2 separate regions of the Mus musculus genome follow, and region 1 is linked to region 2. A link is a loop called in an ENCODE intact Hi-C map of the cell type or tissue named here. Cell type or tissue: gastrocnemius. All regions are shown on one strand. Each heading gives the region's core, and the rest is flanking DNA. Links, peaks and the distances in the headings are about the cores only. Region 1 overlaps Mipep (mitochondrial intermediate peptidase). Region 2 overlaps Tnfrsf19 (tumor necrosis factor receptor superfamily, member 19).

The links. A loop is a pair of places that touch in the nucleus more often than their neighbours do. Peaks named below come from ENCODE experiments on the same cell type or tissue, not always from the same donor. Only the 100,000 strongest peaks of a DNase experiment are listed, where the experiment ranks them.
Region 1: a loop joins it to region 2, with 3 times the contacts of the local background. A loop is called at or near these places in 3 of 42 quality-filtered maps.

What each region holds. Positions count from the first base shown.
Region 1 is chr14:60,793,455-60,805,960 of GRCm38, forward strand. It overlaps Mipep (mitochondrial intermediate peptidase), which reads left to right. Exons shown (of 19, transcript NM_027436.3): 5 at 2,718-2,781; 6 at 8,667-8,849; 7 at 9,359-9,515. Among named protein-coding and RNA genes, the nearest start is that of Mipep, 15 kb to the left of the region's middle. In gastrocnemius, for the core only: a CTCF peak has its summit at 6,430 (motif pointing right); a DNase peak (open chromatin) is centred at 6,753; H3K27ac peaks cover 379 bases.
Region 2 is chr14:60,982,041-60,994,546 of GRCm38, forward strand. The region is part of intron 5 of Tnfrsf19 (tumor necrosis factor receptor superfamily, member 19); the gene reads right to left. Among named protein-coding and RNA genes, the nearest start is that of Gm41167, 50 kb to the right of the region's middle. In gastrocnemius, for the core only: no CTCF peak of the experiment used is centred there; a DNase peak (open chromatin) is centred at 6,322; H3K27ac peaks cover 746 bases.

The sequences.
Region 1 (12,506 bases), core at 1,560-9,559, 190 kb before region 2:
GTGTATTTATCATGTTAAGAGACCTTATGCATTGCTTGGAGTATAAAGAGTATACACAAAAATAAGGAGAGATTTCTTATTTTTATTTTTTTTATAAAAGTTCATTTGGAAAGATCAGGAATAGGAACAGATAGATGTCTTGGTCTCGCGGTAGTAAGGCGTGGCTCTAGAATTAGACTCTAGGGCTGGCTGTCAGCACCACAATTTGCTGAATCCTAGTTCCCTTTGTAAACAGGGATAAGGATAAAGGGTTACAACATGACGTTTACATGAGATAATTCATGTAATGTGTTTTGTTCGGTACTGTACCCCAGATTAGATGGGTTACCATTAAAAAGTGGAATAAGGCAGAGAGCCCCCCACAGTCAACACAGATGAAGCAGTGTAAGAGTAGCTGACTTAGTGATGTGGCGTAATGGAGCCTCTAACTGTGAACAGCCTTAGGGAGGGCCATTGAAGAATGCATATTAGTATAAGAATACTTTCTGATCAGTTTAACTTCTTGGAATTTATCTTAAAATGAACAATGGTACAGAAATGCATAAACATTTTTGTTTTTTGATGTTTGGTTGTTTTTATTAAAAAAAAAAACAAAAAAAAACAGGGTCTCACATACCCATGCTGGTCTTGAACTGCCGGCATCTGCCTCTACACATAGGCTTCTAGGATTACAACAGTTATAGGAATGGAGAAAATAGAAAATATTTAGTGTATATAAACAGAACGTAGCACAAACATGAAAAGTTTTATATTTTCAGGATGGAATTAGCAGAGTATATATTGATTTAAAAGTTTTATTTTTAAAAGAATATTTAAATGGGGTTGGGGATTTAGCTCAGTGGTAGAAGCACAAGGTCCTGGGTTTGGTCCTCAGCTCTGGGGGGAAAAAAGAATATTTAAATATAGGAAGATATTCAATATTTGTGGTATAATATTTTGAGAAAAAATTTTGTATGGTTGGGTTTTTTTTCAAGACAGGATTCTCTGTGTAGCCTTGACTGTCCTGGAACTTAATCTGTAGACTAGGTTGGCCTTGAACTCACAGAGATCCACCTATCTCTGCCTCCCAAGTGCTAGAATTAAAGGTGTGTACTACCACAACCTGGCACATACATTTTTATAGCAAAGTGATACTATGAAATATTTTTGCTTAAGAAGAGATTACTGGAGGCTGGAAGATGGCTCAGCTATTAAGAGCACTGGCTGCTTTTCCAGAGGTCCTAAGTTCAGTTCCCAGCACCCATATAGCAGCTTTCAACTGTCCAGGTCCAGAGAATCTTACACCTTCACATAGACATAATGCAGGCAAAACACCAGTTCACATAAAATTGAAAGCAAGTCATAAAAGAAAAAATATTTTTAAAAAGTACTGTGTTTTTACAGTGCTTTGGAAAGAAAAATGGTGTGAGGTGGGAAATGAGACAAGTTAGCAAGTTAGGGGCCCTGTGAAGTGTTCTGCATTGTTTAAGAAAGCATGCAACAACTGCATTGTTAATGGGACCTATTAGTTATTTTGAGACAAGTTCTAGAACTCCCTATTTGTCTAGCATTGCTCAAACTTGCAATCCTCCTGTCTCTCCCCTTTCAGAGGGCTGGAACTACAGACATCTCAGATGCCTGGCAAGATCCTTGAAGTTTTAGAATTTTAGAAGACCTTGGTCTGAGAACAGCTCACTGCCATAGAACCTGCCTAGTATATGTAGGACACTGGGTGTGATCCTAGTACTATGGGGAGACCACATGTGAAGAAGTTTAGAATAATGTTAATTCTGTTCATTCAAGATGTATTTGAGGGGGCTGGTGAGATGGCTCAGTGGTTAAGAGCACTGACTGCTCCTCTAAAGATCCTGAGTTCAAATCCAAGCCACCACATTGTGGCTTACAAACACCCATAATGATATCTGATGTTCTCTTCTGGTGCGTCTGAAGTCAGCTACAGTGTACTTATGTATAATAATAAATACATCTTAAAAAAAAAAAGATGTATTTGAGCCAGGTATGGTCTGGTATACGCCTCTATAATCTCAGCACTCCAAAGGCTGAGGCAGGAGGATCACAAGTTTGAAGCAAGCTTGTGCTGTATAGCAAGATCCTATCTCATAAAGCAAAACCAGCAATGCATTAATAAGTAAAATTATATGATACAGTAATCAGGAAGACAAATATATCCATTTTTGAAAAGTCAAATCCAGAAGAATACATCAAATACTTCATTAATCTACCACTAGAAACAAAAGCAATTAAAAAATATCACTGGCAGGAAGGTTGTTAACTGACTTCAAGCCTGAAGACAGAATGAAAAGAAAGAGCACGCTCTCTACAGTCAGGATGCTACTCCTGGCATCAGGGAGAAGCTGGCCCGCTGCACCAGCCGAAAGAAACACTGCAAGCTCCACACAGGTCCTGGAGAGGCTGTCCAAGTGCGGACCCATCCTGGCGGTAGTTACTGGCTTTGGATGCAGTTGAGATAACTAGATGTTAGGTTCCTAGCTTCACCGGGTATAAGAGCTGACCTGACATGACAGGCCAGTGGGACTCCCAGCCGGGCGCCATACCTACTTCTGAGATATTAAACTTCTTGTTTCAAACAAAGAAACTGTGGCTGTATTGAAGTAGTTCTCTTTAACAGTAAGTTTTGGAAATCCTGATTGAACATAGAGACTGATTTTTGTTGTAATTTTAATGAACTCCTGTAACTTGTGCTTACTTTATTTTAGGCGAGTGGCCGAACTATTTATGTTTGATTTTGAAATCAGTGGAATCCATCTAGATGAAGAAAAGGTAATAAATCTTTTTTTTTCTTTTTAAAATATGCTCTTAAATTTATTTCTCTTGTGTATGAGATGGCCTGAATGTATGTATGTATACCTCATGCATGGCCTTGGGGGTAGGAAGAGGGTAAGAGCCCCTGGGTCTGCAGTTACGGATGGTTTTAACCAGCACATGTGTGCTGGGAACCAATTCCTACACCTCTGCAAGAGTAACTCATGCTCTCGACCTTTTAACCATCTCTCCACCCAAGTCTTTTCGTTCTTCAGATCGGGTCTATATAGCCCCAGCAGGCCTGGAACATGCTATGTAGACTAGGCTGGCCTCAAACTCATGCTGCTTCCTGAGTGCTGGGGTTAAAGGTGTGTGACAGCAAAGGGGGCACATTTATCTATCTGTCTGTCTGTCTGTCTACTCATCTATCTACCTATTTATTTAGAGATAGATAGGGCCTCCTGTAGCCCAGCTTAGCTTTGATCTTGGTGTGGATTGAAGATGAACTTGTCTTTCTGATCTTGGACCAGGCTCAGTGCAGGGAATTGAACCCATCAGGGGAAGCATTCCACCAGCTGAGCAAAGACAAGGTTACATGTTAACCAAATTGGCCTGGAACTTGTTTGTAGCAGAGGCTGGCCTTGAACTCCTGACCTTCTTGCCTTCACCCCCTTCTAGTATTACAGGCATGCCACCACACCAGGCTTCCAGCTGTTTTAGTGTTTTTACTAACATTTATTTGCTAGAGCCCTCTTGTATCACTTGACGGTGTATTAGCAAACTCTTAGGACCTTTTTTCACTTGTCATAAAATTCTTCTGTAGGTGGTGTCTAAACATAGTGCTCTCTGGAAGCTGGCCATCACTCCAAAATGAAGTGACAGCTCAGCTAGAGTGGTGACGGTGCCATGGAGTGAGGCTGAGATGGAGAGTAGGTGGACTTCACACTTGGTGTGCCTGATGGCTCCACACATTTGCTATGGTGTGACCTGTGCAGTGTTCTCTCTGGATGGAGGGTAGAAACAAAGTAACTTGCTAGAGGCTCTCAGCTTCAGCGCAGGGAGTTCTCACACTGGCTGCAGGTGTCCTAAGAATATGATGCGCTGCCAACCAGTCCCTTGTGTGGGCAGCAGCTCAGTGCTGGGCTAGAGGAGTGGCTGGATGCCACCCAGAGTGGCTCCCCATGGCCTCCTCTGCTTGCCCACGGTCCGATTATTATTATGATTTTATAGCTCTTTCCATCCCAGGGAATCCAAAGACATTTATCTAGGAACAAAAGTTAGTTTCTCAGAATGTCTTGGGACCTCCGTGCCTGAGACTTCTCTATCTGGATCAACCAAGGGCAGATGAAAAACATTCAGAAAACGATGTGTTTGCACTGAGCTCAGAGCAGACTTTGCTAATAGCTTTCGTGCTCTCACCTGGCCTTTACATTGTATTATACTTCCCAAGTGATTGACAGATGTTCTGGAGTTGATAGGAGGAGGTGGATAGGTTTCGTGCAAATGCAGAAGGACTATTCTGCTGTCCAAGGTAGGGAGGGGTGTCTTGGCACCAGTCCATACCACAGAACATTTGTACGCCTTGTCTGATAAATAGGAGGTCTATCTTTCTGTCTGTCTCTCTTTTAATTTTTATTGTTGTTTTGTTTATTGCAACAGTGTATTCACTTTGTAGCCCAGGCTGACCTTGAACTTGTGGTGATCCTCCTGCCTCTGCCGCCTGAGTGCTGGGATCACTTGTGGGAGCCGCTGCTCCTGGCTAATGAAACACAGTGAGTTCATGCATTCACCTGAGGGCCCATCAGTCAGGACGCAGCAGGTTAACTTTTGGTTTGCCTCCACGTCTGGGGATGTCTTTCAGTCGGTCGGGCGCCTTAGGCAGGGTCTTTCCCTACTCAGTTGCCTGAGGCTTACACCTTTTCCTCTGCAGCCCCTTTCCTCGATGACGTATACTGCTTCTCTTTGAGTCACCACAGAAAGTGTGGAGTAACTGCAGTGCTCTTTCACTGAAGGTCATCTCCCATGGACTAGATGGCCTGGCTGTCTGAGATGCCTCTATTCTCCGTGATGACAGGGAACACCTCCAAGCATTTGTCAGAGTAAGAAATGCTTCTCCCATCACCCACACAGTGCCTTTAAGAATCTGTTTCGTGATGAGAAACTGGTGACCCCAGAAGAATGAGAAGCAATCTGTAAGCTCCGGACTTGTTAGGTTTTGGTTTTGCTCTTTGGGACATGATCTTGCTCTGTAGCCCAAGCTGATCTAGAACTCTCAGATGCTAGGGTTGCATGCTTGAGCCACCACACCTGGCTTTTTATTCTTGATAGAAGGTCTCAGTGTGGAGCTTGTGCTGGCCTCAGACTCAGGTTTGCTCTACTTCAGCCTCTCAAACGCTTGGGATTTCAGCACATGGAGATCACATGTTGCCTTTAGTGCCGGGGGTTGAATTTAGGGACCCATGCATGCTAAGAAAGTCCTCTGCACTGAGCAGTATCACCAGCAGATCATGTTTTTTGATGTATACCAGTTTTGGATTCAGTAAAATACCTCATGATTGTAAGATGATACATTGTAATGCTAGTCCCCATTAACTGGGTTTGATGTCTTCTGTTTGTGAGCAATGGGGACTCATGTATCACAGGGTAGCATTGAGCTTTCTGTGAAGCCAAGAATATCTGCTTCCACCTCCCAAGTGCTAGTGACGCAGACCTTCTCCATTACGTCTGCTTTAAGAGGTGCTGGGATCAGACCCAGGGCTTCCTGCATGCCAGGCTAGCACTCAACCAACTGAACACAGTCCTTGCCACCCCAATCCTGCTTTGTTAACCTTTGAGGTGACATTGCTGTGCATAGCTCTCGCATTGTACAGAATGTTAATTAAAGCCGTGTTTGAAACTGTGCTGGCCAATGTTTATGTTCAGTTTTCACCAGCACCGACCGCCGTTCTCATCCAGCACACATGTACTCATAGCGTACCCTATCTTTCCCACCAAGTGACTCTCAGAGGCCATCAGCATTAAAGATGCAGGAGATAAGTCAGCCGTTTTCTCTGCAGCCCCTGCGTCTGCTCTTATGGGTGCCCCCGGGCCCAGGCTGACATCACCTGCTTTAGAAGGGAGGTTCTAAGGCACCCCACCAACATAACGTCATTTGCACACCGCAAAGGCTTACGTTCTTTCAGGTTTGCTTTGGTTAATTTTGAGATGAGGTGCTGCTGTGTCCTCAGGCTGCCTTTGAGCTCCTGCGTTCAAGCCCGTCTGCCTTCCTCTTCCCTGAGTAACTGTAGCTGCAGGCATGGGCCTCTGTGCTCTGTGCTCGCTAGTTTTCAGTTTAAGGTCTTGTGATTATAACTTAGGAGTTTAAAATTAACTGTTTATTTTAAGAAGTGTTTCTAATAGTTTCACAGGGTGTTTAGTGTTCTAAGCCGTGCACATTGGATTGTTCTGGAATAATGGAATGATATGTCCAGAAGATAGCTACAGTCAGAAAATGAACTAGATTTTATTTTTCCAGAGGTTTTAACACTTGATAAAATTTTAGGAATGATTAATTTTATTATGCTGTGTTTTACTTTTTTTTTTTTTTTTTTATAAAAAAAGCTTCAGGAAGAATTTTAGAACTATAATTTTTAGATGCCATTCATCATTTTTGTTATTCCACTGATAACCACTAGGTGGCAATACATGACTGCGAGAGAAGTCTGGATTAAGAAGACACTGAAGGCCCCGGGGAAAGGAGTTTTTCCATACTGAAAGCTTTAGGTCATTACTCTACATTGACTTTTTTCGATACTGAAGTCTTGCTATATACCCAGGCAGGCGTTTAACTTCCAGGCTGACTTTGAACGTTGAAATACCTCCCTCCGCATTCCCCAGTGCTGGGCTTATATGTGTGTATCACCATACCTGGTTTATTTTAGCACATTTTACTTTTTGAGACAGGGTCTCATGTAGCCCAGGATGGCATGGACTCTTTACATTGCTGAGGTCAAGCCTGCTTCCATTGCCTAAGTGCTGGATTGCACACATCCAGTTTGTACAGTGCCGAAGGCCAAGTTCAGGGTTTTGTGCATGGTAGCCAAGTACTCAGCTGAGCTACACCACCCCAGTCCTTCTCAGCTTCTCGTTAAGTACACATTTACATCTTATATATTTGTCTGAAAAAAAAAGTGTTGCTTAATAATTTTTTTCTTGGATATTTTCTTTATTTACATTTCAAATGTTTTCCCTTTTCTAGGTCTCCCCTTCAGAACTCCCCTATCCCATACCCCCTCCCCCTGCCTCTGTGAGGGTGCTCCCCCACCTTCCCACTTCCATCCTCCTGCCCTGGCAGTCCCCTACACTGGGGCATTGAACACCCTCAGGCCTGAGGGCCTCTTCTCCCACTGATGTCCAGCAAGGCCATCTTCTGCCACATATGTGGCCAGTGCCATCGGTCACTCTAAGTAATACACTTTGTTTGGTGGTCCAGTCCAGTCTGGCCTGTTGACACTGCTGCTTCCTCCATGGGGTTGCAACCCCCCTCAGCTCCTTCAGTCCCTTCTCTGTCTCCTCCATCAGGTACCCCAGAGCTCAGTCCAGTGGTTGGCTGTGAGCTTCCTCCTCTGTATTTGTCAGGCTCTGGCAGAGCCTCTCAGGAATCAGCTATATCAGGTTTTTATCAGCAAGCCCTCCCCAGCATCCACAATAGCTTCTGGGTTTGGTGACTGTATATGGGATGGATCCCCAAGTTGGGCAGTCTCTGGATGGCCTTTCCTTCAGTCTCTGCTCCACACTTTGTCTCCATATTTCTTCCTGTGAGTACTTTGTTCACCCTTCTAAAAAGCACTGATCACATTTTGGTCTTCCTTCTTCTTAGGCTTCAGTGCTTAATAATTTTTTAAAGGCGGGTCACATGACTCACCTGAAGCCCATCATAAGCCCTGTATGAAGCCTGGCTTGTTTCTTCCTGATAGATAACCGAAAGATCGTACCTGGGCACTTTCTGATTGGCCTCAGAGATTACATGGATACAGTTTATATTTTGTCCTAAAATATTTGTGGTGTATGCTGGGATTAAGGCCCAGTGGGCAGAGTGCTTGCCTGGCATGCATGGGGCCCTGGGTTCAAGCCTCAGCACTGCATAAATAGGGATGATGGTTCAATGGCGCCGTGGTCAGGGAGAGGTAGAGGCAGGTAGACCAGAAGTCTAAAGTCATCCTCAGCTACGTAGCCAGCCTGGGTTGCATGGACTGTCTTTATTTTATTTTATTTTATTTTATTTTTGAGGTAGCTCCTTTGACCATGGACTTCAGGAACTACTTCTCCCCAGAGATTGTGTTCTGGAGTGTGACTGCAAGCTAAAAAACTTACATGACTGTGCCAGTACAAGCCTCATCACACTTGACTGAGGAACTGGTTCTGTGTACCACACACCTGAGTAGACAGTGCAGCTCTGCCCCTCAGGCCTCTGCCTACCCCCTCCTTGTCCATTTTTAAGCCAGTGGTTCTCCTGTCATAGTGAGTGCATGCCCTGTGCCCCGTGCTCCCTGTCCTGCTTGATTCTGCCTTTAAGGGCTTTGTTGCAGGTGAACCAGAGCCTCTGAGCTGAACCCGTTGGATGCTCACATTGTTCTGTGCAGATCTGTGTTTCTCATTTCCCTTCCCCCTCTGTCTGTTAGCCTAGTCTTTTAAATTCAACATCTTTCTAATCTCCCCTTCAAATACTTAATTTTTTAAAGTGCCACGGAACAGGTGTAACCAGCCGACGTGTTGACTTAACTTAATGAAGGTTTTTGGGGACAGAGGATTACACGCAAGTGTTCTGTATCAACGGTTCAGGTGTTGTTTTCCTACGGCTGTGGATTGTCTGTCTGTGAACTGCTAGTTTACATTGCTTTAAATACCTTCTCTCCCACGTGCAGCGCAGAAGAGCAGTGGACCTCAATGTTAAGATCTTGGACTTGAGCAATGCTTTCCTCATGAGAACCAACTTTCCCAACAAGATCCGGAAGAGTCTCTTACCAGAGCACATTCAGCACCACTTTGCCCGTGACGGAAGCCACTTAATCATTGACGGCCTGCATGCAGAAGCCTCCGATGACTTGGTAGGAGTCTTCCGTTGCTTTGCTCTGCTCCCATCTGAATACTGACGGATATGTCTTACTATGCTATCATAGATATAATGCACTATCACGGCACGTGATAGTGTGGCCTTAAAGACCTTGTTGCGTTACTAAGATCTGAATTTTTAATTTCTGACATAGTTAATTCCACAAATGCTTTGAATGTGGAAAATAGTTAAAATTCATGTGGAATTAATTTTTGGAGTACAGTCAGTAGCAAGTGTAGTCACTTTTAATTCTTAAGTCATTGTGTCGCCAGGAGTAGGTGCTTTCTGGCACAGAGACAGAGCACTGGCAAATTGTCTTCTCAGCATGTGCCGTTGTGTCCTATAGAAGCACTGTAGACCTGATGTGGCCTGTTGTTTCGCTTTGGAAGCCATGGCCAGCTGTGGGCAGCGTGAGGAGCACTGGCCCTGGGGGTTGCTGCGTGTGCTTTTAGACCATGACGTTTAGACCTTTGACTTTCTCTTCTTTCCCCCTTTTAACTACAGGTTCGGGAGGCTGCTTATAAAATTTTCCTTTATCCCAATGCCGATCAGTTGAAATGTTTAGAGGAATTGCTAAGCAGCAGAGACCTTCTGGCAAAATTAGTAGGTTATTCTACATTTTCCCACAGGGCCCTCCAAGGAACCATAGCTCAGACTCCAGGTGAGCCCATTTACCCAACCTCTGCGAACCAATGGGACTTTGAGGAAGCAGACGTTCTAGTGGGAGGGTCAAGAGATTGACAGCACTGGAGAGCCACCCCAGGGAACTCTGCTCCCAGCCCAGAGCTTCTGATTTAAATATCTGTAAATGAATTTAAAAGCAAAAGACCTTTGCCATCCAGCCCGGCCTGTCCTTGAACTCACAGTCTTCTTGCCTGAGCTTCCCGAGCTGTCATGGCTGACACTGGTTGATTTTGTTTTTGTTTTTGTTTTAAAATCTATTCAGAGAACCATTTATTGGTACTTTTTGATATCTATTGATATAGAAGTCATCTTTGATTAGAGCAAATAATTTGACCTATGTTGTGTGCGTGTGCTGAGAGTAAGTCAACTCTAGGTTTCCACTTGTTATTAATTTTAAATGAATTTCATTCTAACCCAGCCCAGTGTCATCAGGTTGGAAATAGAGCGAGAGGGTGAAGGACGATGTGTTTGCTAAGCCCACGGTGGTGAGGCCATTGCCAAGCACAGCCCTGCCAGGGAAGGTTCATGCTAGGTGGGCGAGGGAGGTGCGATTGGGTAAACTGGCCTCGTGCTGAGCTCAGGATATCTGAGCTGCCATGCACAGCTAGTAATGGAAATGAATGCATGCGAGCTGTTCAGAGGTATTTTAGCGTTCGACCATTGAGGCAGTGAATCATCAGCAGGATGGTAGAGTTGCTCAGATTCTAGCTGTACCGTGGAGATGCTGATGGAGAGGGAGGAGTAGACAGCACGGTTTCTGCAGAGCACTCGTGTGTGCTACTGTGGAAGGAGGACACACTGGATGGCACTCCCTTGTGGAGTTCCCAGCATTCCTTCTGTCTTTGTTGCTTCCTTGTGTATTCCCTCTTTTCCCAGTATGCTCCTTTGTTTCTCAAAGTTCCTGTACATCTTTCTCACTCTTCCCTACCCAGCCTTCCCATGACCTGTGTCTTACCTAGGGCTGCAAAGAGTCACCATGACCTGGGCAGCTCTTTTAAAAGAAAACATTTACTTGGAGCTGGCTTACAGGTCAGAGGTTTGGTCCATTATCATCATAGTGGGAAGTATGGCAGCCTGTAGTCAGACATAGTGCTGGAGAGGTAGCTGAGAGTCCTATGTCTTCATTTGCTGGCAGCAGGAAGAGACTAGGCCACTAGGCCTGTCTCAAGCTTCTGAGACTTCAAATCCTGCCCCCTAGTGACACACTTTGTCCAACAAAGCCACACCTCCTAATAGTGCCACTCTCTATGAGCCTATGGGGCCATTTCCATTCAAACCACCCACCCTGCTTCCTGCCTGGATTCCCATGCTCAGATTCTCTGAGCTGCAAACCAAGCTCTTCCATTACAAACTTCTAAAATTGCCGCAGGCTTTCTGCTCTCCTTCAGCTTTGTCCTTGGATCTTTAAAGCACCTACTTTTTTTGTTTTTATTTGTTTTTATGCTCAGTATGGAATCCAGGGCCTCCCACATGCTAGGCATCTTCTCTGTCACCAAGCTCCGTCTCAGGCCAGCTCTTAAAGTTGGGTTCGTATAACTTAATTCCTAAATTGATATTACATGAATTATGTATTTTATATACAGAGAGATATGAATGTATATCTATATAATTTTTGTTTTCTGCTTTTGAGACCTGTGTATTTCAAGTTGTTGAGGATGGCCTTGAACTCTTGATCGTCCTGCCTCCACCGACCTAGTTCCACATTGCAGGAGTATGCTACAACTATCATTCAAATTACTGTTAATATCAGTGAGGTTAAGATACAGTATTTTTGCTTTTGTACTACATAAAATATTATTATTAGAAGGTTACGGAGTGCAGCTGGGTTATGTTATTTAACCCCTTACCGGCCCCGTGAGGTAGGGATTGGTCATGAAGGTTAGGCGTGGTGCTAACACATGACACAGCAGGAGTCAACACACACCTCTGCAGCTCCTCGGTTCTCATAGCTGGAGCCAGAAAGCCTTTCTGAGCTGCTACTCGATCAGGTACTCAGCTGGGCTCTGGAAACCAGTCAGTGTGGCAGGGAGAAGAGAATGGCTCCTTCGTGCACTTGGTGTTGCTGTAGAGAGATGGAGTAGGGATGGGATGTAGTGTTCAGTGTGCTGTAATGCCGCCTTTGCCAGGGAGGCTCGTGTTGAAACGCGATGGTGCGTGCAGGATGTGGCATGCTTCAGGCCGGGCCTGGCAATTTGTCAGAATGAATCTGCAGTCTCTTGGGGGAAAACGTGCAACCGTGTGCCCAGGTCTCAAGGGAGAAATGTGCCAGACACATCAGAGGAAAAGCCAGAGTGGGTGCTTAATGAAGAGAGAGCTATGTTGAAGGGCTGCAGGAGGGAAGACCTGTCCAGGGGGAGATGAGGGCTTTGCAGGGTCTGGGCAGAGAGGGACCCTGATCTGACTTGGACTGTGATGACAGTGGTCCTGGCAGGAACACTAGACTGCCACAGCACAAGGTGAGGAGGGAAGCTATTGTGTGGCACTCATGAGGAGAAACCATGGCATCTTGACCAGGATGCCAGTACAATTGGTCTGTGGGCACTGGCTTCCAGATGCATGGAAGTTTTGCACGTGTTTTGAAGGGAGGGCTTCACTCTGAGTAGCTAGAAAGATAGCAAGTCACTGCAGTGGGTACCAGGAGCCTGGTTTGCTTCAAGAGAAAATAAAGATGCTGTTGTCTTGAAAGAGATCACTGTAGACACATGGCCGTGGGCTGAGGGCTCTGAGATACAAATGTAAAGTTGAAATATTTACTCAAAGGCATGGGACTGCATGAGGTCACTAAGGGGTATGTGCAGGAGGAACAGAAGGAACTGGCTCGGGGCAGCTTTGAGGTCAGGCTGCAAGGAAGAACCAGGAGTGCTCTGAGGAGTGGTAGAACAGTGGCTAAGAAAAGGAAGTGGAGTTTGTTCTTCTAAGGAGAGCAGAGGGACACCCTGACTTGAATCCAGTGGCAGGGCAGTGAGGA
Region 2 (12,506 bases), core at 1,982-9,981:
AACTCTTACAAAAGGAAGTGTTTAAATGGGGGATATTGCTTACAGATTTGGAGCTTAGTCCGTGATCATCCTGGTGGGGAGGGAGGGTGGCAGCAGGCAGGTATGGTGCTGGAGAAGTAGCTGAGAAGTTTATATCCTGATCTGCAGGCAGCAGGGAGGGAGACAGAGAGACAAACCTGGCTGGGGAAACCTCAAAGCCCACCCTCAGTGACATTTGTCCTCCAATCATGTCACACCCACTCTAACAAGGCCACACCTCCTAACCCTTCTAATCCTATCAAACAGTTCCCCTCCCTGGTGACTAAGCATTCAAATATATGAGCCTATGAGGGTGGCATTCTTATTTAAAACACCACACCTGGTGTTGTGACCTTGACCTCAATACAATTCTAATTGAAATGCAGTCTTTCATTTGCTTATGTTTGTTTATAGCTGTTTGAGTGAAAGAGCTAATTTCAAGAAGAGCCAACTCTGGGATTCAATCCCAGCAAAGACAACACTGGTAATGAGTGTCCCTCAGCACTGAAGTAGCTCCAGAGAGAAGTCTGAAGAAGAAAACTGGAGAGCTGAGGCTGTGGGAGGCAACCGGCTGTGAAGACCAGATGATGAGAGCCCCCGGCTTCACAGGAAGAGTTGGAGAGAAGCTTGGGGGCCTATAGCATTAACTTGGTACTGACACTACAAGCCCAGGGCAATAAGCCTCTGACCTGGTTTTGGAAGCTTGGAACAGTAAACTTGTGGTCGCAGGGCACAAAGCTGTAAGCCTCTGGGATTTCCAGCCCAGAGTCACTCTCACCTGAGCACCCAGAATTTAAGTTATCTGGCTTTTAAAGCTGGGACCTATAAGGCTCCAGTTCTCATGGCCTCGTGTTGTTGGGGGGGTCCTGCAAGCCCAGCCCATGAGCTTCTGATGTGGTGTGCTCCAGACTGCTAATACTGAGGGACTGATCCTGGCTCACTGTTTCCACCTAAATAGGGCAAGCAGATCCACAGCCAACTGTGTGCAACAATGTATTTGTCAGAAATCTAGGGGTGTGTGGCTAAGTAGAAATGCAGATGTTTCTAGTTATCTCCAGCATGGGCAGCTGTGCTTTCTGACTTATATTATTAATCTTTCGGGTTATTAAAACTGATTTTCAAGCCCGGTGTGGTGGCGCACGCCTTTAGCCCCAGCACTTGGGAGGCAGAGGCAGGCGGATTTCTGAGTTCGAGGCCAGCCTGATCTACAGAGTGAGTTCCAGGACAGCCAGGGCTACACAGAGAAACCCTGTTTTGAAAAACCAAACAAACAAAAACCAACCAAACAAAAAAACCACCTGATTTTCAAAGATCAGTCTATACTTGGTGAGTACAGGCATGGGTGTGGTTCTCTATCCAACCAAGAACATAGTTTACCATGCAACCCTTTCCCCTGGCCCCTCATGGCAGGCTTTAACAGTCTCCGGGCAGCCAATCTCCTCTCTGAGACAGCAGCACCCTGACGGCTCCTCACCAGCACAGGAGTGGATTCTGCTAGTGTAAACACCACCTACACCATAAAGTCAGCTGGCAGGCCAAGGCCACTTTATCCTTTTTTCTAAGCCAAAAATAATAAAAAATGAAGACAGTCTTATTGTTTATTACGACTGTAATAGTAAGTAGTTTACATTTCAATTGCTAGGGGAAAAAAAAGATTGTTTTTAAAGCATACTCCTTAAATCAAATGACTAAATCTGAAGGAGTCTCCTTCATTCTCTCCTGCTCCTTGCCTTGGTCCCAGCTTAACCCTCTCTTCCCTCAAGTGCGTGGTCACAAACTCCTGCGTGACTTGACCCAGTGTCCAGGCCACTGCTTTCTAGGCTAAGGCAACTACATGAACCCGTTTGGTTCATATTGAACTTTACCCGGCTCAGAAGCCACCTGGGAAATAGAAACTATGGCCTCTGAGGTCCATAATCTTATGGTCTGCTCCTCACAATGGTGGCCAAGGTAGGTCTTCAGGGGGGCAGAGGAGAAGGAACTGTGGCATGAGTGTCCTTCCCCATGAGAACAGTGACGGGCCACTCAAAAGCACGGGTCCAGGCTATCAGGTTACAAATCACCACTGGCTCTACTGTCAGAAGTTAGTAGTAAAGAGTTCCAAGTTTCCTTCAAACTTGACTATGGATTTATTAGCAGAAAATGTTGGAGGTTTCTACCTAGGAAACAGACAGACTCTAAGCGCACTGCTAAGGGGCACTGCTAAGAGCTTAGGGCTCTTGCTTTTCCTCGAGTGAACAAAAGAAAGTTTTAGATGGACAAGATAGAGCCATGTTCTCTACTCTTCTGCGTGTGTGCATCTTACAGTCCATATGCACAGATAACAAGAGAAAGCTAGAGGAAACCAGTTGCCAGGGAAGGGCAGAGCAGGCATATGGCCAAAGGTTAGTATTATTGACAGGGACTGAGGTGATGTGAAATGTATTCAGCTGGCAGTGTTCAGACCGCTTGGCAGGTCGCAAGAGATCGAGATGAGACCCTGAAGTGTATACATGAGGCAAAGACGCATAGCCACAGGAGACTCAAGGCAGGGGGTGGTGCTCCCAGAAGACTGAAGCTTGGGAAACTACAGACTCCACTTTCTTTCCTCATTTCTATTTGCTTATAGATCATTTGGCCTCCGGATATATTTCCCATCAAGCTAAAACAGATCAAATATTATCATACATGTCTTTGAGGAGAAAGGAAAGAATGAAAGGCAGTCAGGGAGAGCTAACTACTGCAGGAGAGTCGCTGGCAGGGCAGGGAGGTTTTCAGGCTCTAAGTGAAGACTGCAGCCACTGAGGAGGTCTGAGGAGACTGTCCTGTTCCTTCAGGGGAAGTCTGTTCCTAAGGATAGCTCTTTCTTTTAAATTCCTCTTTAGCACTTGCTGGAAGCCGGTTGGCACTTTAATTAGCATAAATACTATAATTAACACTGAAAAAAAAGCATAAGGCACCAAACAGCAGCTAATCATCTGCAGCATTTCTTTGCAAACACAATAAAGCTAAAAGAATTTTTCCTGCTTTCAAGGGTGTTTTGTTCTTTTTATTACCCCACCCACCTAAAAGTCCCCCGTGTTTATTTGCCTGGAGAAACAATGAGGTCTTTAAACTCTGCACCAAGAAACAGAAAAGACACCATAAAAGAGAAACACATTATGATGGCTTTGAACATCTGTGGCGAGGGACAGGAAGCTCAAATAGGACCTCAAAGGGACAGAAGCTGGACTGCCATCTGGGGACTGAAACAAGGGAAACCCCGGGCTAGGCCCTGCCCTCCCAACTCTAAGTGTTTGAGCTCTCCTTAACCCCTGGAGTGCCACACACCACCAGCACCCTTGGAAAGCAGGACCCAGCCAGGGAAAATGCCATATGGGAACAGACGTAGAGACAAGGAAGCCAGCACAATCTTCCTGGGCTCTCAAATGAGTGAGGTGGGCAATAAGAAAGAAGTAAACTGCACGACTGGACACTTAAATTCTTTATTACCACCCTGAGAATAAGTGTTTGTGCATAGTTTAAAACTCCTGACTTGGCCTAAAGAAAAAGAAAAATCCAGACTTATATAACCAGTGTCTCCCACCGCCTCCCCGTTCTGTCAGAGCTACGCCTAACTCATCTACATTTTAAAACCAGCAGGACATAGGTGAAAGCAGAGGGGTTTGCTATAGGTTGGAAAGAGGGCACTTTTCTTGAGTCTTAGACCATGAAAGAAACTTGAAAATTAAACCCATGTTTTGTCATCACCTGTTTTCTAACATCTCCATCTGGTACATGAAAAAACAGAGGAACAAAAAAAAAATTAATAAAATAAAATAATTGTCTATTAGGTGCTATGGCCAGGACCCAAAATCAAGACTTCTTCACAATGAGCATGGAATGTGGTCATCTGAGAAAGACATCCAGCAGGGACTGCTCTGCATCCGTCCTAGGATGAACAAATGATGTGGAAAGACAGCCTGCAGGAGAGATGACAAAGGACTTCCCAGGGTGTATTGTTAGGCATCGGATACCTTTATCCCTAGAGCCTAAACCACAGCAAACATGATGATGTCATCACACAGTATGATGTGAACCCCCGTAGCCTCTTTCCAGTGTGTGGTTTCTCCTGAGTAGGATGGTCAACTTTAATTGTCAACCTGACGACATCTAGAATCACCCGAGAAGGGAGTCAGATTGAGGACTGTCTAGGTTCGGCTGCCCTGTGGCAGTCTTGGGAGGGTTTTTCTTAACTGGGTTAATTAATAGAGGTGGGAAGACTCTGCTTGAACGTGGGCTGTGTTATTTCATGGGTTGGCCCCTGGATGGACACGGAGCCAGTGTGCTGCGCATAGACAGGCAGTCACCCATTGCTCTCTGCTCTTGACTGTGGACGTAATATGACTGTTTCAGTGACCTGTCACCTGACTTCCTGAGAGTCTTGGGACATGAAATGAATTTGAAAATTCAACCCATGTTTTGTTGAAATGCCTGAGACTAGGGAGATATTTCTCATTCAAGCCCACACACAGGAAACAAAACACCTAATTTAGAAAAAAAGTATATCAATCAAATGTTGTTGTTTGTCACTCCCATTGATTATGGGGGGGGGGCGGGGTGCTGGGGGGTAGCTAGCCCTTAGTGTCCTTGGGGATCTGCTTCAGGACATGTATTGTCTTCTGAATTCCAAAATCCATGATGGTCAAGTCTCTTCTAACAAAACAGGTAACATTCCATAGACCCACACCTGGACCGTAAAGCATCTTCTACATGACTTGTAATGCCCAATACGGCGTGAAGGCCGGTGGAGAGCTGTACAGTGATATGAGCAGAAGGTGATGTCTGTACAGAAACACAGCTTCAGAGGGTTTTTGACGCCCTGATTGGTTGAATCTACAAATGTGAAATCCACAGATAAGGAGGGCTGGCTATATAACTAAGATTATTATGTTCTTAGAGTAAAACTAGTAATTAAATCAGCCAAACGGCACTTATTTAAGTTAAATTAATTAAATTGCATTAATTAAATTAGTCACCAGTTCTTGAGAAATGAGCAGAAAGCCTGTTCCTCAAATGCGTTTACTGCACCAGCTGGGGCATTTTCTGCTTAATTAGGATTCTAGGTCCCTGCTTCCTCCCTTGTTCCCAATGTCAAATCTCAACAGCCGCCTTTGCAGTAGCTAACATTGCCTGCTCACAGGAGGCTCCTCACTGCTCTGACCAAGCTCCTAATCTTCTCACCCCTCGAACTGAGACCCAGCCTCTCCTGAGTGGGTTCCATGTGTCGCAGCTGGGTCTCTGTTCTCAGGACTCCTCATTTGGGCCTTCTTCCACACTTTACTGTCTTGATAAACCACTTCCATCCTGGCATTCTGAAGGGGTTTCTTAATATGCAGCCTGGGTTAAGCAGCAGCCCCTACACATTTTAAAGAGCAGTTGACCTTAAGGAGAGCCAGAGTCCTGTCTCGCGTCACTGGCAAGCTGATCCCGGACTATTCATTTTGTGGGGGTGTTTAGAGATACCTGCCAATCCTCAGATGCTGCCCACCGGTTTTTTGTTTATTTTGAGACAAGGCCTGCCTGTCTTCCTCCCAACACCAGGATTCCAAGAACATTCAGCCATACTGGGCCATTTACACGAAGGTTCTAGGGTTGAACTTAGGCCCTCCAGTCCGCCAGGCAAGTGCCTTAGCAACTGAGCTATCTTTCTACCTCAGGAGATTACAGTCATCTGAACAAAAATTCATGCCAACATCTTTCAGACGTCTGGATGAAAATGAGACCTGACTGGGACATGGGGGATAAATGCACATGCAAACTTTAAATAGCAAACAAAGAAAGTTAATGATGTGGAGGCTGCTCACAAACGGAGCTCCGCAGGCTCAGTCCCCTTTGGGATGATGTGACAGAAAGGGCTCTGTACCTGACTTGGGAAGTGGCTGTAGCTTGGTATGCATAGCTGCCAAAGCCACTGAGTAATGCTACTTAGATTGGCAATCCTCTCATGAGAAATTACGTTTCAGTAAAATTGAAAATCTACAGCTAACAGATACAAATTTACATCCTTTAAAAATTACAATTGAGTACCAAGGAGAGATGTTTTTTGAATATTTATTTAAGAGAGTGGCTAAGTGAATCACAGTATGGTTAAAGCCTGTCTTGGGAACTCCTAAGTTACTTTCTCTGAGATGATCAAGGTAAACAGAGCCGTTGGGACAACCTTTTAAAGACTCAGCGGGAGACATAAGCTGAATTAATTTCAACTTGAAATTCAACTTCCAGCTTCTGCTTTTGAGGGGGAGGGGCTGGGCCTGTGCTCAGGGTTTCCTGAGTGCTGCACTCTCAGGCAGATGCTGCCAGGCTGGGGCCAGCCGCTCTAGCGCTCTAATACCGGTACTTTTTGGCCTGTGGGGTATTTTGGCCTACTATTTTTTTCGGCAGTGACTCAATTCCACTGTTGACTGTTCTCTTGCTGTGTTAATTACAGAATCTAAAGTGCTCCTGCATCTGTACTGAACATGTACAGGCCTCTTCCCTTGTCATCATTCCCAAAATAGCACAGTTCAGCCATGCAGGTTGATTCAAACCTGGAGTTGAATTAAATTCCATGGCAGATGTCTTAATATGAATACTGAACTGTTTGGTACAAGAGACTTGGGCATCCAAGGTCACTGGCCTCTAAGGCTGCGAGTCTCACCCTAGAATCAGTTCCCCAGAGGACACCAAGGCATGACTGTGCATTTATTTTTTACACTGTTGGGAATAGAACTTGGTCCTCACGCGCGCTAGGCAGTCACACCGTGCTTTATAATTTTAGTCTTGGCATCTGGGAGTTCACTTGAGACGCAGTTTGGAGCTTGGCAGCTCTATGCTGTCAGGTAGATCCCCACTGAAAGCCCTTTCTTCTTCCGCATGAGTAGGAGCTGAAGAGCAGGCTGAGAAATACCAGTAAGGATCTGGCCCCTTGAATTCAAGAGGGACTTGCTATGCTACACTGTCCTGGTATTTTCTTCATTCAAGAATGAAAACAAAATTTCTTAGGCTAAGCCCCCTCCTCAGGGAGCCGACTTATAAATAGTTGGACACCAAGTTTAACGGCCACCTAACCTGGTCCCAACTAGGATGCGAATGGTCTCCAGCATATAACAACCACACCCTGAGAATAAACACTCTGGATGAAAGGTTGACTGACTTTAAGTCCCAACTAGATGGCCCGGTGAATCTGTGACTGCACTGAATTCTCCAGCAATGGCTTCCCCTGCCACTCATTTCTTCCCAGTGTTTCCTGGGCACTCACCAATCACAGATCCACTTGTAAAAAAAAAAAAAAAAACTCCACAGCTTATCGATGGGGCCTGATAGGTCTCATTTATTATTTTTAAAATAAGCTGTACTTAATCTAAAATCCATTCAATGTAGTGCTATCCTTTGATCGGATACAGCTCATTTTTCCATGAGTAAATATTTAAGCCAGCTCATAGGTTTAAAGGTCTAGGAAAGAGCGGGGAATGAAGCTGAGAAGGAGGGTGTGGGAAGGAGGGTGTGCTGGGGACTGGGTAGGAACTGATCCTCTGTTTTTTCAGAAGGATGGTCCTTTTCACCAAAAGCAGACAGTCAAAAACCCACAAGAGCAGCTCCAGGCTCAGGGGATGGTACGATCTAGTCAAAACGCCTACATTTCTGCTCTTCTTTCCACAGAAGACGTTGATGGCTTGTATTGAGAAATTTCTATTGGGAGAAAAGAATGGCTACAGAACACATGCGTTTAGAATACCCTTAGAAGAGTTTCTGAATCCTACAGCTGATGAAACCACAGCCAAAGAACCGTTTGGGGGCACGAGTCTGAGACAACTGGACAAGCACACAGAGAAACTGCGTGGAGTTCTCTAGAGAGGCCAGGACATGTGGACTGAATGCAACAGTCCCTGGCTTCCCTTGAAATGCTATATTGTGAGGGGTGTCAATTACCTAGGTCCCCAAGTATGACCAAGATAAAAAACAAAACAAAACAAAACAAAACAAAACAAAACAAAACAAAAAAACCAAAAACCCACCAGAAAAAGGAAGGCATAATGACTGACATTTATTGTTCCGGCCTGGGGAGGCTGCAGAAGAACTGGCATGCCGTCCTGAACGGTCTAGGCCAGAGTGAGATTCTCACTAAGAACAAAATAAAACAGAAGGAAGAAGAAGGCTCCCTCAGACGTCATTTGATAGCCTCCCCACCCTTTGGAGCTTCCGGAAAAACAAGAACTCTAATTACCATACTCAACCACATTAGACAAAATGTGGGGTCAGCCAGTCATCAGGATGACCAGACCTGTTTGCATTGCACTAAAGGTCACCAAGTGAGACTGAGCGCTGGGTCCCTGTGGCTGCTCTGGGGCCAAGATCCCCACTTGATGAGGGCTCGCTCTGTGATGGCCTGCCCTGCCTTCTGGTTGCATCTGGTTCTCCAGCTCTCTTGCCTCCGGAGCTTTCTCTCTCACAGTTTGGCGATTCTTCCAGCAAAAGATAAGTTTACAGCCAGGCAGTGGTGGCGCATGCCAGCACTTGGGAGGCAGAGGCAGCTGAATTTTTGAGTTCGAGGCCAGCCTGATCTACAGAGTGAGTTCCAGGACAGCCAGGACTACACAGAGAAACTCTGTCCCAAAAAATGAAGAAAGAGAAGGAGGAGGAGAAGTTTGCAGCCAGGGGTGATAGCCACGGGGCTGGAATCTCAGTGGTGTAGAGCCTCAGTCAGCAGACTGTCAAGTTCAAGGCCAATTTGAGCTATATTGGGAGACCATGTCTCAAAGTTGGGGACATAGCTCAGCAGTATGGCACTTACCTGCCATGGGCAAGGTCCTGGGTGCCATCTTTAGCATGGAAAAGAAAAGCAGATATCAAGGGAGGCCTTTGAAAAGTGTCCTCTGCACAAAGGTTCTACTAGTGGGGACCGGGCAGGTTATGTTTGTTAAGCAGCCTTTGAGATGAGAACTATTTTGATTTATTTTTCAATAAAATAGTGGAATCACATTAATAGGGACAGGAAGTCAGGCAAGAAGAAGCTCACAGACTGTGGCACCTTAAACTGCCCAGTGAAGAGGCAGAAGTGGAGTCTCTGCTTAGATCAGGGCAGGAGGCTGACTTTCAGGGGCTAGGCTGCCTCTGCTCTGTTCTTTTGATGTTCTCCTCCTATCGTGCAGGTTCTTGTTAGCAGGAGAGAGCTAATTTCAGACATCTCTGGGAGCAGCTTCCTCTGTGGGATGCTGAAAGTATTTGTTTACACATACAGCCATTCTCCACCGTCCTCCACACGAGGCTCATAAGCAGCCTCCTTTCTAGCAGGGACCTGGCTAGACACCAGCGAGTCTCGGTCTGGAGACCAGAGACAACTTCACAACTCCCAGTAAGCTGAGCCTGTCATTAGTGCATACTGGCTTTGTGGATCATGACACAGGGGTTCCAGTAAGTGTCCTGGAAACTCTGGCCTCTAGCAAACTCATCAAAAGACTACATCAGAATCAACACCAAAAGCCCCATACATATGCCAGGTACACAGGGCAAGTGTGGAGGAACTTGCAGTATAGACAGGCATCCTCCCTGCATCCACACACTGCTATAGTGTGGAGTGCCTTGCACTGTGGGCATCTCTCCTACATCTGCACTGTGCCCCACCCCTCCTTTTTTGAATCAGATATGTATATTCAGTCACACCTGCATATATCTGTGTGTGTTCAAGATCAGAGGTCTGTGCCTTTCCTCGGTCACTTTCTATCATATTCTTTGAGACAAGGTCTCTCACTGAAATTGGAGTTGGAGCCCATGGATTGCTATACTAGGTGGTGTGTGCCCCAAACCCTGGCCCCCAACACAGAGCTGTGTTGTGGCTACACTTATAGCACCATGCCCAGAATTTATGTAGGTGCTGTGGATTTGAACTCGGGTCCTCATGCTTGCATAGCTGGTGCTCTACCTGCTGAGCCACCCCAGCTCCCTTTCCAAGTGCTTTGGAGAGCTGCTGCCTTATAGGGAATCAGGCACGATCCAACCAGTGTGGTGGTCAGTGCAGGCAGGGGTTCCAAGAACGCTAGTAAAATTAGTGTGGCCTGGGAATAGCTTTGTACGTTAGGAAATGCCCAATGGGAGATGGAGGAGATTCGGGACATCAGAGAACAAATCTCTCCACAGCTTACATGTGCCCAGCTACTCAGGAGGCTGAGACAGAGAATCACTAGCTTGGACATCATAGTGAGACTGCAGCCAGAATAAGAGGTGGCCTGAAAGAACAGCTTGGTGGGCAGCACTGCCTAGCATCACGAGGCTTGGAGCCAGCACTGTGACATAAATTCATAAATAGACATTGTCTAAATAGAAAACTTCTTTCTTTACAGGGTAAGCTTATGGCCCTGCCGCCGCAAAGTGATTTAAACACAAGAAAGAACCTCTGGTCCCCTGTTGCCATAGTTACTTCTCTGTTGCTGTGATAAAACACCCTCCCTGCTAAAAAGCATCTTAAAGATGGTGGCAGACATAGGGTGGCAGGAGCCTGAGACAGCAGAGGTCACGCTAGGCACATGGGCGGGTGAACGATGGTGCTCACTCTGTATTCCCACTTCAGTTAACTACATCAAGAACATTCCCCACGGGCACGTCCAGAGTCTAACCTAAGGGAAATAATCGCTCACAAGTGTGCCTAGAACAACAGTTCCCAACCCATGGGTTGCACCAGGAAACACATATTTCCAGTGGTCTTAAGGACTGAGACATGACTCCATAGCAAAATTAGTTATTAAGTGCAATGGAAGTAAATTATGAGTGGTGGTTCCCAAATATAAAACACTGACATAACTTCCATCTTCTCTTTGACTCTGTTTTATTCCCCAGCCAACAGGAATAATAATAATAATATCCAGGTGGTGATAGGTTTGGGATATAACTAAGCGAATGAGTGCCCAATATGTCACTGTAAGCCCCAGATACAACTCAGGACCTCCACCCCTGTGCTGGTCTGCCTTGCTCAGGCTAAAATTTCACCTGTTTTCTGTCCCATTACCTCTCCTGCCGTGACCATGCAATTAGGGATACGGTAATTCAAGAGTTGGCTTCTCCTGGGACAGTGCTTGCATATACCTATCTCTGTCGCAGGTGCCCAGCGAAGGACAGTACAAAAGGGCAGTCTACTCTTTGATAGCTGAGGAGCCTTCAGTTCAGCTAGTCTTTTGCCTTTCCCATGACCAGTCCCCACCAGATGCATGCTGAGGTCACCCATAACAAAGTGAAAGTGAGGCTTCTATCTACCCATGGCCCCCTGCCAAGTCACCAATAGCGGTTATTGGGTGGTAGTGATTGGCTGATCTTGGAACATACTGCTGACAGTGACAGTGACAGTAGACAAAAGAAAGGCACTTTAGGTAAAATTCCCAACTGCAGGCTTTGTTCTGACTGTCTCAAATGTGCACCCACTTGGGACAGTAAGGAGAGAGAGAAGAAAACACCCGAGACATTTAGAGCTAAACCCTGCCTTGGATCTGATGAAAAAATGTGGAATTTTGTGGGATTTTTCTTGAATACTGCTTATTCGATTTGGAACGCTGCTGTGGCTGGAATACGCGGTTTAGAAGTGACTCAAAGAGGCTTTCACCACAGTATGACTGTGTTTAACCTAGATGTTTGCTTTGTTCTCGAGGGCTCTGTACAACAGGCCACGTGACTCTAAAGTCATACCCATGAGATAAATCTCTGCGTGTGGGAGAAAGGAAAGCAGGAGGTGTGCTGGCCTGCAGTGTTGGCAGTTGTGCGTGGCTCGGGGCTCATATTGATGCGTTGTGAGCCACACTGTTAAACAGTGGGATTTTTTTCAAATCACTTGGAAGAACTTAAAAGGCCTCCTTATATCATGAATTAAAGTCATTTCAAAACTAACTTTAAAAGGACATTTGAACTTATTGCACATTTATGTTTGCTTAAGAGGGAAAAATAGAGGGAAACAATGGTAGTCCCCTAAAAGATACATTTCTAGTACCTGGGCTTTCTAAAATCCATCTAGCTAACCATAGCAATTCAAGGTTCTTCCCAGTTGATTTGCTATTTGTATGGGTTTTTAAAAGAGAGCTGTGGGGGCTCCCAATAGGGTAGGTGATTGTGCTGTGCCTGTCTGTCCCTTTGCCTATCTGTCCCTTTGCCTGTCTGTCCCTTTGCCCGCTTCAGATATGGCTTTTCCTACTTATTATTCACAAGCTTTGCTGAGCACAGTGTTGCTGAGCAGCCTGTCACAGAAACTCTTGGACTGAGGGTCTCTGCTAGCCATGTTGCCCTTACCATGCATAGGTGAGCCGGAAGCCTTGCTGTCATGGAGAGATTCATACACCACACCCTTCTACGTTCCTGTGTGGCCCAAAATACCAGGACTTGTTTTGGGTTTTGTTGTCGTTGTTTTGAGACAAGACAATAACTCTATAACCCAGGCTTGCCTCAAAGTCAAGGCCATCATCCTGACTCTGCCTCCTGAGAGCTGAAACTATAGCTGAGTCCCCATGCCTGGG